Regions from separate parts of the Homo sapiens genome. Here regions 1, 3 and 4 are each linked to region 2. The links are chromatin contacts, found by Hi-C or POLR2A ChIA-PET in ENCODE. All regions are on one chromosome and are shown on one strand. The core of a region is the stretch at or near the end of the contact, and the rest is flanking DNA. Distances in the headings are between cores, read along the strand shown. Region 1 holds the start of KLHL12 (kelch like family member 12). Region 2 holds the start of PTPN7 (protein tyrosine phosphatase non-receptor type 7). Region 3 holds the start of CSRP1-AS1 (CSRP1 antisense RNA 1). Region 4 holds the start of PCAT6 (prostate cancer associated transcript 6).

Region 1 (3,342 bases), core at 669-3,168, 770 kb before region 2:
TTTAGTACCCTTAAGAATCAAAGGGCTAGGCGCTGTGGCTGACGCCTGTAATCCCAGCACTTTAGGAGGCCAAGGCGGGCGGATCACGAGGTCAGGAATTCGAGACCAGCCCGGCCAAGATGGCGAAACACCGTCTCTATTAAAAACACAAAAATTAGTCGGGCGTGGTGGTGTGCACCTGTACTCCCAGCTACTCGGAGAGGCTGAGGCAGGAGAATTGCTTGAACCCGGGAGGCGGAGGTTGCAGTGAGCTGAGATCGCGCCAGTGCACTCGAGCCTCGGCGACAGAGCAAGAGTCCGTCTCAAAAAAAAAAAAAAAAAAAAAAAAGAATCAAAGGGCTCACAGAGCATAATAGTATTACCAAACACAATTTGTCTAGACATTCAGATAAGCTGAACTAATTAAGCTTTTTGCCTTTTCAGTCACTAAGTGCACCAAAATAAATTAGAATTTCCTGAATCAATTAGAATTTCCTTAGAATCAATTCAGTGGTGATGACAGGGCCCATTATGATGCAGAGTATATACTGAGGTCTGTGGATCCTAAGGCTCAGAGGATTCTCGCCGCAGCGTTGTTCGGCCCGAAAAGGCCATTGTGGACAATGGACGTGAATAAATTTGAGGCCTCTGTGGGTTTTCTCGATGTCAAAAAGTTCCTCAGTACCTGGAAGGTAAAACATACTTGCTGCAATCAGATGCTTGGCATATTAAGCGTTGGAATTCTCTCTGCCTGCCCTGCCTAGTGAGCGGTAGGGAGGAACTCAGGCTCAGCCAATCGCCGAGCTGTAGATACATTCCCAGGCTCCCTGCCGGACCCCACAACATCCAGCCTTTTTTTTGTTTTTTCTTTTTTTTCTTTTTTCTTTTTTTTTTTTTTGAGACGGAGTCTTGCTCTGTCGCCCAGGCTGGAGTACAGTGGCGCGATCTCAGCTCACTGCAACCTCCGCCTCCCGGGTTCACGCCATTCTCCTGCCTCAGCTTCCCGAGTAGCTGGGACTACTGGCGCCCGCCACTACGCCCAGCCAATTTTTTTGTATTTTTAGTGGAGACGGGGTTTCACCGTGTTAGCCAGAATCGATCTCCTGACCTCGTGATCCACCCGTCTCGGCCTCCCAAAGTGCTGGGATTACAGGCGTGAGCCACCTCGCCTGGCCTTTTTTTTTTTTTTTTAAGAGACAGAGTCTCAGTCGGTCGCCCAGCCCGGAGTGCAATGGCGCGATCTCGGCTCAGCAACCTCCGCCTCCCAGGTTCTAGCGATTCTCCTGCATTAGCCTCCTGAGTAGTTGGGATTACAGGCGCGTGCCACAACGCCCGGCTAATTTTTTTGTATTTTCAGTAGAGATAGGGTTTCACCATGTTGGCCAGGCTGGTCTCGAACTCCTGACCTCAAGTAATACACCCGCCTCGGCCTCCCAAAGTGCCGGGATTACAGGCGTGAGCCACCACGCCTGGACATTTTTTTTTTTTTTTTTTTTTTACAGGGTCTCATTCTGTGGCCCAGGCTGGAGTGCAGTGGCGATCCTGGCTCACTGCAACCTCTGCTGCCTGGCTCAAGTGATCCTCCTGTCAGCCTCTCGAGTAGCTGGGACTACAGGCGCGGTGCGGGCTAATTTTTTTTTTTTTTTTTTTTTTGTAGAAACGGGGTTTTGCCGTGATCCCCAGGCGGGTCTGGAACTCCGGAGCTCAGGTAATTCGCTCGCCTCGGCCTGCCAAAGTGCCGGGATTATAGGCGTGAGCCACCATTCCCTGCCCACCCGACCTTTTTGTAATTCGGCTTCCTAGCAGCGTACAGAAGCCCCGCGCTAGGGTACAGACAGGTCACGTGACACCACCTCCTCACGTGACGCAGACTCTGGAGCGGGGGGAGGGCGGTGCTCCAGCTGCATTGCGTCATCACGTCGCGCGGCCGCAGGGGCCAGACCCGGACGGCTCCAGAGCCTCCAGAGCCTCCGGGTCTGGGCGGCGCTTCGGCTCCTCCCGAGCCGCCTGCTAGCCCCGCGCCGCACTCCATCCCCACAGGCTGGGGACGGGCCCGGTGCGGCTGTGTGGGTTCGGGAGCGGAGGTGAGTTGCGCGGAAGTGATGGCAGTCAGCCCTTCCCTTCCTGTCCGTCAACTCCGGGTTATGGCCCTACCCCCCATCCTTGGTCTCCCTGCAAGGCGGAATGGGAGACATGCCCAACAGAGGAGGAAGGCTGGCAGTGGGGTGGGGCATCTGGCCTCGGTCACCCTCTCAACTCTCCCCCTGAACTGCCCCTCTCCGATACCTCCACCTGGCGGTGGCGGCCATATGCCTGGTGGTATTAGGAGGAAGGACTTCGTTTCCTTCTCTAGAATTTAGTCTTTCCCGAGTTTACTACCCATTCCCTGCCCCGAATCTCCCGAAGTGGAATCCCTCCATTCAGATGTTAACGAAAGTTCTAGAAAATAGGTCACTTCAGAAGGGTGAGGATGAAGGATATGCTGAGACTTGGAGTGTTGAGGCAGGAATCCCCTAGAAGGAAGACCACTCTGCACCGGGGTACTGTCATTTTGACACGGAAACGATAAAAGACCCCCCGGGCTGTCTTCATAGTAAATGGACATTTGTTCTAGACCTTTTTACACCCCTAGAGTTGCAACTAAGTTGACTTAAGTCTTTTTGAAAAACATATGCTTTGATGAATCACCCGCTTTTCTGTAAAATGGGTCTTGCAGAGTTGTTGGAGGAATTATCTATAGTGCTTATAGAGTAAAATGCCAACTACAAACAGAAGTAGATGAGAATTTAGGATCTCATTTTTCCTGTTGAAAGATTAATTGTGACTTGTGGACTTTTGGAGACCACAGTTTGATTTCCTTCCCCCCGGATCATTTCAGAAAGTTTTGGATTCCAATATCGATTCTTTAACAGTAATGGACATTCACAGATGTAGAGTAGGAATACCCTCTTGTTGAAGAGCTTCAATATCTTAAGCAAGTGTAAGTCCATCGATAACTTGCGTGGTTTCCATTATTCAGTGTAGGTAATGGGTCCTCAATTGAAGTTTCTTTTTTTTTTTTTTTTTTTGAGACAGAGTCTCGCTCTGTTGCCCAGGCTGGAGTGCAGTGGTGTGATCTCGGCTCACTGCAACCTCCACCTCCTGGGTTCAAGTGATTCTCGGGCCTCAGCCTTCTTGGTAGCTAGGATTATAGGCGCGCATCACCACGCCTGGCTATTTTTTGTATTTTTAGTAGAGACTAGGTTTCACCATGTTGGCCAGGCTGCTCTCAAACTCCTGACCTCAACTGATCACCCACCTCAGCCTCCTAAAGTGCTGGGATTACAGGAGTGAGCTGTTGGGCCCGGCCTGAAGTTTCATTTT
Region 2 (3,329 bases), core at 830-3,329:
AGGCCAGGCTGGGGAGGGGGAGGTGCAGGGCGATGACGCATGTCTTGTGCCATCTGAGGTTGCAGTTGGCATCCTCAGCCCTCATGAGCTCTGGCCACACACCTCCATGGATGTCCAGGTATCCCTAAGCACAGGGGAAGAAGGAGTGGGCAGGAGCCAAGGAGTGACTGTCCCCTCTACCCCACATCCACCCAGAGGGAACAGGGGATCTTTGAGAGGTCTTGCCTAATGCTCAGCCACTACCCCCACCCCCAACCCCAACTATCTTCCCCATCGCCTGGCTCCCAGCTTCCTTGCTGTGAAGCTCAGCTTCCAACTGTCCAGCCACTGCTAGGCCTCAGTCTGTGGGGGAAAGGGGTGGGCTCACAGCCAACAGGGCTCAGACCCTGGAAACTTGGGGGGACCAGGCAGACCTGTGTGGGGAGGGCTTTGCCGCTTCCTCCTCCCACCCCTGTGGTGTCCTAGCTTCCTGTTCTTGATAACAATCAGCATAGGCTCAGAGCCGGGCCCTCTTTCCAACCCCCACCTGCCCCCTCCTGTGTCCCCAGGGCCCCCACTACCCACCAGTGGAAACACTGACTGGTGTGGGGGGTGAGGCAGAGGCCAGTCTCCAGGTCACTGCTCGCAAGCATGTTAGGGATTCCCAGGTTCCTGCTTCCCTCCAGTCTGTCCTGAGCACGGGAACCAACCCCTTTCCCAGCCCTAATCGGCCTCCTCCTCAGGGAAACCCACCCACTCCGGAGAGGAACGCAGGCTGCAGGGAAGGAGGTGCCAGGATCAGCTGGCCATGGAGGGGCTCAAAAAAGAGCCAGCCCCTGTCCCCACTGCCAAGAGCAAGGGCGGGTGCTGGGAGGCCTTCTGAGCCTCTGGGGGCTGTTCTTGTTCTTCGTCTCAACCCTCCTCCTCAAGGGGCCAGCAGAAGGCCAGCCCCCTCCCGACCACCCCCTCCGGCATGCCTACCCCCTGTGCCTAGGGTACCTCATTTCTTTTTTGCTGTCACCATTTGACAGCTGAATCAGGGAAGTGGGAGGAAGAAAGAGGACGTGGATTGTGCATGTTGGGGGCCGGGAAGGGAAGGGCGTTTGAAATGTTACAAGGTAAAAGGAGGCGTGCAGCGAGCATGAACCGGCTGGGCTGCTGGCCCGCAAGGAGCCTGCCAAGGTCAGGCAGGGGCAGTGGGCAGAGGAGTCTTGGACTTGGGGGCCACCCTTCAGGTCCCAGGCATCCAGGCACCCCAGCAGCGAAGAGGACATGGGAGTCCCCTGGTGTGAGGGCCAGAGACTGTCCACTGTCTGTAAGTCTTCTAAGTAGATGTCAGGGTTCTGGGAGGAGGCCTGCAGGGGGCTGAGGGCCCAGGGGAAGCCCCTCGGACTCCCTCCCACAAGTGGACTCTGCTATCTGCTTCCTGCTGGGCTGGCCTACACTCAGGCCGTGGGCTGTGGAGAGCTGGGCCGTGGCACAGGCGTGGAGACGACCTTTTTGGCCTGGCCCCGGCCCTTTCCTTCACATTGTGAGGCATGGATTCTTGCTTCTTCTTTTTCCCCACCCCGAGTCTGTGCCACATCTGCTCTGGGAAGATGTGGTCTGTGCTTGGCCATGAATTCCCAAGGCTTGAAGCAGCAAGGGCTTTGAGGGAGAGGGCCTTGAGGGAGAGGGCCTTGAGGGAGAGGGCTGTGGGGCAGAAGCAGAGAAGGAGAAATAAGCCTCCGGCCAAGGTCAGGTTGAGCAGGAGAGCCTTGGGTTCTTTGTGGGACAGCACAGAGCTGGGGGTCAGGCGAGCTGTGCCCAGCAAGTAGGCAGCGGCTGGATGTGACAAAGACCCAGAGGAGAAACACAGAAGAGGGGAGAGGGTCTGGAAGCTGGGGAAAGCAGGATGGTCGGGAAGGCCTGGCCCCTCACCCATTCCCAGGGAACGGGGCCTTGGGCCCCAGAAGGGCACAGGCGGGAGGCAGCCGACCCCTGGTGGCAGCGGCAGCAGGCACAGGAGGGCAGAATGCAGCTGGGGTGTGCGTGGGTGGCAGCAAGGAGGGGCGGAGGGAGGAAGCTGGCTTCCTGGAGCCTTCTCAGCCCTCAAAGACAGACCGACAGACAGACAGACAGCTGGCAAGAGGCAGCCTGGGGGCCACAGCTGCTTCAGTAAGTATCTGAAGGGGGGACTGGGAGTCCTGTGGCCCCGGGGGGTGCGAACTCCGGGGATATAAGAGGGCATCTCTAGGAGGGAGTGCGGGAGGGCGAGTGGGGCGCCACAGTGCCTGGCTGGGGTATGGGTGCTCACAGACCTGATGTCCCCAAGACGGGGGTGAGCAGGGAAGCCACAGGGAGCTACAAGGAGAGCAGAGGCTGAAGGGACCTTTTCTGCTACCAGAGACCCTCGCTCTACCACTCACACCTGTGCCAGGCCCATTCTGTCCCCTCACCTCCGTCCCTGCTGCCTTGGTGATTCAACACCCCCGCCACCTCGCCCACTGTGACCCTGGCTCTGGGAGATAGGGACTGCCCCCAAGAGGAGATGGTCCCACCACCTCCATGCCTCCTGTCTTGCCCCCAGCTGTCGCCTCACCATGCGCTGTCGTTCAAGGGCTTGGTGAGGCCATTTCCTGTGACGGTTACAGAGGCGGGAGACGGGGGGATGGGCAGGAGGAGGAAGGAAACACCTCCAGCCTACCTCCCTGGACAGAGACCCCAGAAGCCAGAAACAGACCTGGGAGTGGAACAGCAGCAGTTAGGAGAGGACCCTGCTGGGGTCCAGGAGCCCGCCTGCCTGGCTGCCCAACCAGCTCCAACACTGCTGGAGGCCTCCATTCTCTGTTCAGGGGAAGGCCCACTGGTTAGCTCAGAGATGGCTTCTGCGTGCTTTCTCCCTTCCGTCCTAGAGAACACATATTTTCTGTTTCCTCCCTTGCCTTCTCCCACTTGGACCTGCTCAGAGCCCTGTGTACTCTGGTGTGTGGCCTCTCTCCCCTCTCTCTTTTCCTCCTTCTGGATTCTTTCCTATCTTCATCCACAATCTCTACCCTTTATCTTGCCGTTACTCTACCCCGAGACTGCCTTCTGCCCTGGGTCCCACCAAATAGATCCTGTCCTTCCCTTAGTGAAAATGAGGCCACCTCTTGGGGAACAGAAGACGCCCCAGTGAAAACAGAGTGCAAACCTGGCCTGGCATGGGAGCCTCCTTCTGGCCAATCAGGCAGGCCAGAGAACAGCAGCGGAGGGCCCTGTCTTTCAGGCAGACCTCATGGCTGAGTGAGCCTCCCCTGGGCCCAGCACCCCACCTCAGCATGGTCCAAGCCCATGGGGGGCGCTCCAGAGCACAGCCGTTGACCTTGTCT
Region 3 (2,918 bases), core at 236-2,735, 650 kb after region 2:
GTGCAGCCGTGACCAGAAATTCTTCTGGTTTCTCCTCCTTCATCTTGGTTGGGTCAGATGAAGATGGCCCAATCTGCAAGAAACACTGGTTGTGTGCTTCTAGACATTTTAATCTTGGAGGGCCTTGTTTATAGGATGGACCTGGCCAAAGGAAAGATGTTACTTATGGTAGAAAGCAAGAAAAACCTAGATAAACACTTTTTTTTTTGAGAAACACTCTTGCTCTGTCGCCCAGGCTGGAGTGCAGTGGTGCAATCTTGGCTCACTGCAACCTCTGCCTCCTGAGTTCAAGTGATCCTTCCACCTCAGCCTCTCGAGTAGCTTGGATTACAGGCACACACCACCACGCCTGGCTAATTTTTTTAATTTTTTTGTAGAAACAGGGTTTCACCAGGTCTCGAACTCCTGGGTTTAAGCAATCTGCCTGCCTCGGCCTCCCAAAGTGTTGGGATTACAGGCGTGAGCCACAGTGCCTGGCCAAATACTTCATTTTCTAGATCATAAGATGCTTAACTTTATTCCTGGCAAAAAGTTGATTCAGCAAACCAGGGCTTTAAGTGAAGCCGGTTGGGGCCTGAACCCTTGACACCTGCCCAGGGTGGAAGACATAGCAGCTGCATCTATGGGCCACCTGGGGTGTAGGGTGACCAGCTGGAGGCTGTGAGCTTCTCTGCTCCCTGAAATGCCTGCACGGGGCACTCAGGAAGGGCTGGGGACTGGGTGAGGAGGTGTGGACAGAATGTCCCCTGGAAACTGCCCCAGGGGCAGCTTGAGTGGCCTGAGCCTGTGTCTGTCCTACTGAAGGTTGGAGCCCCAGAGAAAAGCCTCTATGGAGGCACCCACTTTTCAGAACTGCTGCTTTTGCGGGAGAACACCTTTTTCCAGGTGTTGTCCTTAGGGTAGCAGGGAAGACTGGGAAAAACTGAGGGGCAAGAGCTGTTGGAGGGGGGAGTTACATTTATTGAGTGTCTATTACATGCCGGGTGCTGCTGAAGGTCTGCGGGTCCTACCGGATCTCCTTTTAGCCCCTCACATCCCTGTAGATTACACGCCGTTCACAGATGACCCTGAACCCAGAAGGGCTGTCTAGGCCCAGGGCCCAGCTAGTGAGTGGATGGGCAGAATCAGACCTGCCCTGGAAGGGTCTGTCTTACCCTGGCGCCCAAAATGTGTCCCTCACCCTCTGCCACCAGGACAAGTAAATTCGAGACACCCTTTCGTTAGGGGCTCAAGTTTATCATGGGTCTGACCTCTAAGGTCATATCTCCGCCTTCTCACCTGACAGACAGGAAACTCCTGAAATGCCCCTCGCACGTGCAAGACGTTTTCCGCGGTGGCGGCGACAGGGCGCACAGTGGGACCGCAGCACGAGCTCGGAGCACCCCCAGAGTCGGCGACTCCTGCCCCCGCCCCTGCCGGCCGGCCTTCCCGGGGCCTAGGAGGGCAGCACCGCCGGGCTTCGCGCCATGACATCAGCCCTGGAGTGGTGCAGTGTGCAAAGCCCACTGGTTGGCGTGGCCCGGGACACGCCTTCCGCGGAGCGGAACAAAACGGCGCGCAGGCCGGGCGCACCCAGCCGCCACTTCCGAGAGCGCCTGCCGCCCCTGCGCCGCCGAGCCAGCTGCCAGGTGAGTGCGCCCTGAGTCGCGCGGCTCTGCCCGCCGCGGAGGGGCGCCTGGGCACGCACTCAGCGCCTCCCGGTCTTGCCAGCCCCGCCGCAGCCCCGGGGCTGTCGCAGGCGGGGAACTGTGAGAAGTGACCGCAGTTAGCCCGGGCAGTGCTGCTCTTTTCTGGAGGCACTAGGTCCGTCCCCATCCCGGGCCTTCCTGGGCTTCCTGGACACAGTTGACTTCCGCGTGTGCGTGACCCAGGGCGACCCGGCTCCCCGCAACCGCCTGCAAGTCGGGCAGAACAATCGGCGATTCTGCGCGCCACTGACGCTCATTGTATGGCAGAGAGATGAGGGCATCCGTGCCACCCCCTCCCTCACCCTCCTGCTGGGGAGAAAATGCCCGCGGGCGGGGTGGGGCAAACATCTGGGCCTGACCTTGGACATCTGTGTCCCTGAGCGCAGGTGTGAGTTTTCCCTCTTGTGAAATAACTGCATGGAAACCTCTCCACTCCAAATCTTGGTGCTAGGTGGTGATGGTTACTGAAACCTGAAAGAGCCTGCAGTCAGTGTTTTGTGGCCTCAGTCCTTGAAAGCTGGGAAGTGATAAAGGGGCTGGTATTGAGCACATTTAAAGCAAATCACAATGTGTTAGCTAACAATCAGCCCTCTGAGGCAGGTATTGTATCTACTGGTACAGACTAGAGAATATTTTGCATGCTTCTGGTTCTGGTGCTGTTGTGAACTAACCAGGACCCAGGAATCGGCTGGAGCAATAGTGGGCTCAGGCTCTGCCTAGAGCCCTGGGCTCCAGCCACCCACCAGCTGCTCCCTGAGAGTGAATGAATGGGCAGGCTCTCCCCACGCTGGGATACTATCACAGTGGCACCGAGGAAATCCACTGGGCCCTGGTAGAAAGTATATCAGTATATCATGAAGAGGTGGCTTGGAGTCTTGGTGGGATTGTTTGGAAGGCAGAGTTTTGACTCTTGGATTTGCCACTTAACGCGCAGGTTTCCTTGGACAAACTATTTAACTTCTCAATGTCTCAGTTTCTTTCAGGGATGCTACTTGGGGAGCATATTACACAGAACCTCCAACACAGGAGTGATCTCTCAGTTACTGTCTTTCTTGTCCTCCCCTCATCCCTTGCCTTCCTCCCAGAAGCTAAGGAGGCTGGAGGTGCTGGTTGTCTCCCTCTGTCCTCTCAGACTGCATGTTGGGGATTTTCCCCAGGTGGGATTTGGGGATGGGTACTGAGCCTCCCCTCAACTGCTCTCACTCAACTGCTGCCTCCTGACTCTCCAGC
Region 4 (2,957 bases), core at 337-2,836, 650 kb before region 2:
ACCCTGGATCTCAGTTGGGCTGAGTCATCAGAGAGGGATTCCAGGACAGGAGAGGAAGAGCAGATGGGAGGAGGAAGAGGTATTTATTAGTTACCAGGTGGCTCCCAGGACCCAGACCCAGCTTCCCAAGAACAGAAACCCAGAAATGAGCGCCTGGTCAAGGTGTAAGCTGTTCCCCAAGGGCAGCCCCGACAGCTGGGGCTAAAGCAGAACAGTGAGCACAGAAGTCCACCATAAGGGACCAGCTCAGCAGTAGACGATAGCATAGGAGGGGTTGCTGGTTCCCGGGAATTAAGCAGGGCAGGGAATGGGGGAGGATGGGTTTATCTCACCTGTGGTGCCCACCCATTGTGGAGGCTCCCTCAACACCGTTCTGAGCCTCCTTCCTGCTTCATGTGGTCAACCAGATTCTTCTTTGTCCAGCCCAAAGCTCCATCCTCAGCCAATGGTAGCCACAGAAACTCAAGGCCATTTACCCTCCCTTTCAACAAATATTTGTGGAGCGTGTGCCACGTGCCTGGTGCCAAGGAGAGAGACATTACTTCTTCCCTCTAGAGGCTTACAATCTGGCAGGAGAGGAATATGTATGGGGAGAGTGCAGGGACACCGCGGAAAAAAGACAAATACTGAGTTATAAGTGTTGTAATAGGGGGTAGTAACAAGACGTTGTAGGACTACACAAAATAAAACAAGGAGGCCAAATCGCAAGCGTTTGTGGGTTTCACAGGGGACATCTGACAGCAAACATTCCAGGGCACCGAGAGATGGTGAGGAGAGATGATGGCATTGAATTGGAGAGATGAGCTGAGATGGACTGCGCAGAGGACGAGGGAAAGCCGGTGCACTGGAGACTGGGGGAGACGAGAGGATCCACCGGGTTGGGAGGGGAAGGGTGGTGGTAGAAGCACGAGCAAGGCAGAGACCGGAGGCCAGGGCGGAAGGGAGGCTCACGGACACCTGGAGCCCTGAAAAGTTGTCAGAGGCGGCGAGGGGGTGGGGAGCGGACCCTACACGTGCGCTACGTGCTGCGCCGGCCGCTGGGGAGCCCGGTCTGCCCCCCTCATCCCAGAACCCGGTCCCAGGGCAGTTGCACGGCGCCCAGGGGGAGGGGAGGGAGGAAGTCCCCCCAAGTTTGCAACCCGGCAGCGTGGTCTTCGCAACGCGGTTACCGGAAGGAACGCGAGGAGCGCCTCATCACCAGGCGGGTGTATCTAGGGGCGAAGGCTGCAGATCTGGGGCGCAGGCTGGAAAGTGGGGTGCAGCCGGTTGACGTGAGGTCTGGGAGTTGGATGGACCGAATGAGGATGGAGACACCTAGGGATGTGTCCGAAGGATCTGGCGCTGCACAAATGAGGGCGGTTTGGGGGACGGAGGCCCGGGCGGGGGCGGAGTGTTGTCCAAGAGTAAGGAGGGGGTTCCTGGAGACGTGGCACTCGGAGCGGGGCTGGGTTCCGCTCCGGCCGCCTGGGCTGCAGCTCCGCTATGGCCTAGGAACCCGAACCTGACCCCGCCTAGGCCTCGCACCCAGCCCTCTGGGAGCTCCGGCCCCGGCACCTCCAGGCTGGGGTTGCCCAGGTCCGGCCTCTGGGGCGTCCAGCCGGCCCTAGACGAGACAATGCGGCCCGGGCCCCGCCCCCGGAGGATGACGCGCCCGGCTGCCGGCCAGTCAGCGCCCGTGGCTAGGCTCTTTAAAAAAAGAAGGGCCGGCGCGGTGTGGCTGTCAGCTGGGAGGGATCCCTCCGCCCATGTAAACATCATAAAGGGCAAGGGGAGCGTCTGTTGTGGGCGGGGGAGCGGCTGCCTTCCCGGAGAGTCCTCTCGGTCCCTAGGTTCCCCTCAAGACGCCGGCAACCGCCCCGTCCCTTAACGTCACACCGGGTCTGCTGGGAGCCAAACAGCTGCGGCCTGATCTGGGAGCGATAGAATCTCATCACTTAGGGTCACTACCGGAAATGGAGGAAGCCGGACTGGGAGACCTTGAGAGTTGGGAGCGAGAGGGAATCGTAGGACGCAGCTGAGAATTGGGAAAGATTTTCTTAGGCTTGTTCTTCCTGTCCATCTCAGTTAAATAATAATCATAACTCATGTAAGTCTAGAATTTGTCTCAAAGTTATGCCTACCTGGCTCGTAGGATGCCAACGTTAGGAGTGAAAATAGTCAACGCTCTCCCGAGAGAGCACATGACACTACATGAGCTTCATCAAGACCCTCGGAGGCCCAGAATGCGCACCAAAGAGCCATCGACGATAATTCTTCTACCCAACTTTTATTTAGTATTATTAAATATTCAGTAAAGTTAAAAGAAATTTGCATCAAATTCCTCTATACCCACTACCTAGATTCTATTATAACTTGCCACATCGCATATCTATCTTGCACTGATAATTCTTTTAATAGTGTATTAGCTGTCCCCTGGGCTTGACTCTCCATTGCAGTAGGGAGCAGGAAAAGACTCCAGGTCCCAAAGCCCTGGAGAGCTAAGAAAAGGAATACGTTCTCCCAGGACCACTGTGAACTCTTTCCTGGGCCCGGTACCTCTGGGAAAAATTTGTTGAAGGGAAGGCGGTTTTCTTCTCCCCCCACGCCCATCCCCCCTTTTAATTGAAGACTTCTTAAGCATAAGAGATTTCCTTCCACTAGGTGAATCTGAAAGCGAACTAAGATCTTGACAAACATTCCTTGCATACGTTTGGCAGCTTTCTGGATGAAAGAGGTCATTTCAATGTTGACGTTCTACTTTTTGAGCTTCCTCCTTTTTTCTGAGGCTGCTGGACACTACCCCCCCACCCCCGTCCCCCGTCTCCCGCCAAAAGAAAAAAGGCGCCTCAAAAGTGTTCGTATCTCTTAAAGTTCGTTAACCTCTTTGCCTCCGTTGCCTGCTCTGCAAAATGAGGATAATATCGTACCTACTCAATATGGTGGTTGTGAAGACTCAGTGAGCTAATACATGCAGAGCG

What was found. A loop is a pair of places that touch in the nucleus more often than their neighbours do. ChIA-PET counts read pairs that join two places held with the same protein, here RNA polymerase II (POLR2A). Pooled maps may share reads with other maps.
Region 1: a loop to region 2 is called in a pooled map, with 6 times the contacts of the local background. The contact joins the promoter of KLHL12 here to the promoter of PTPN7 in region 2. A Hi-C loop is called at or near these places in 2 of 50 pooled maps. POLR2A ChIA-PET finds 5 or more read pairs at or near these places in 3 of 52 experiments (AG04450, GM12878 and activated T-cell).
Region 3: a map of B cell shows a loop between it and region 2 (11-fold over the local background). The contact joins the promoter of CSRP1-AS1 here to the promoter of PTPN7 in region 2. A Hi-C loop is called at or near these places in 1 of 168 maps with a recorded cell type or tissue (B cell) and 6 of 50 pooled maps. POLR2A ChIA-PET finds 5 or more read pairs at or near these places in 1 of 52 experiments (MCF 10A).
Region 4: a map of CD8-positive, alpha-beta T cell shows a loop between it and region 2 (2.8-fold over the local background). The contact joins the promoter of PCAT6 here to the promoter of PTPN7 in region 2. A Hi-C loop is called at or near these places in 3 of 168 maps with a recorded cell type or tissue (CD8-positive, alpha-beta T cell, K562 and naive thymus-derived CD4-positive, alpha-beta T cell), 2 of 37 single-sample maps with no recorded cell type and 12 of 50 pooled maps. POLR2A ChIA-PET finds 5 or more read pairs at or near these places in 2 of 52 experiments (H1 and activated CD8-positive, alpha-beta memory T cell).

What each region holds. Positions count from the first base shown.
Region 1 is chr1:202,925,810-202,929,151 of GRCh38, reverse strand. KLHL12 (kelch like family member 12) reads left to right here and starts at 1,918. Exons shown (of 12, transcript NM_021633.4): 1 at 1,918-2,063. RefSeq lists enhancers at 1-147, 148-649, 1,726-1,775.
Region 2 is chr1:202,159,352-202,162,680 of GRCh38, reverse strand. PTPN7 (protein tyrosine phosphatase non-receptor type 7) reads left to right here and starts at 2,079. Exons shown (of 10, transcript NM_002832.4): 1 at 2,079-2,136; 2 at 3,227-3,329. The coding sequence starts at 3,279. RefSeq lists enhancers at 2,789-2,868, 3,129-3,218, 3,319-3,329.
Region 3 is chr1:201,505,780-201,508,697 of GRCh38, reverse strand. It overlaps CSRP1-AS1 (CSRP1 antisense RNA 1), which reads right to left and starts at 1,485. Exons shown (of 2, transcript NR_160747.1): 1 at 1,279-1,485. CSRP1 (cysteine and glycine rich protein 1) reads left to right here and starts at 1,575. Exons shown (of 6, transcript NM_004078.3): 1 at 1,575-1,628. RefSeq lists a silencer at 1,244-1,873.
Region 4 is chr1:202,809,583-202,812,539 of GRCh38, reverse strand. PCAT6 (prostate cancer associated transcript 6) reads right to left here and starts at 1,586. Exons shown (of 2, transcript NR_046325.2): 1 at 1,170-1,586; 2 at 628-965. It overlaps LOC124904583, which reads left to right. Exons shown (of 3, transcript XM_047439549.1): 3 at 981-2,302. The coding sequence ends at 1,505. RefSeq lists a silencer at 1,490-1,719.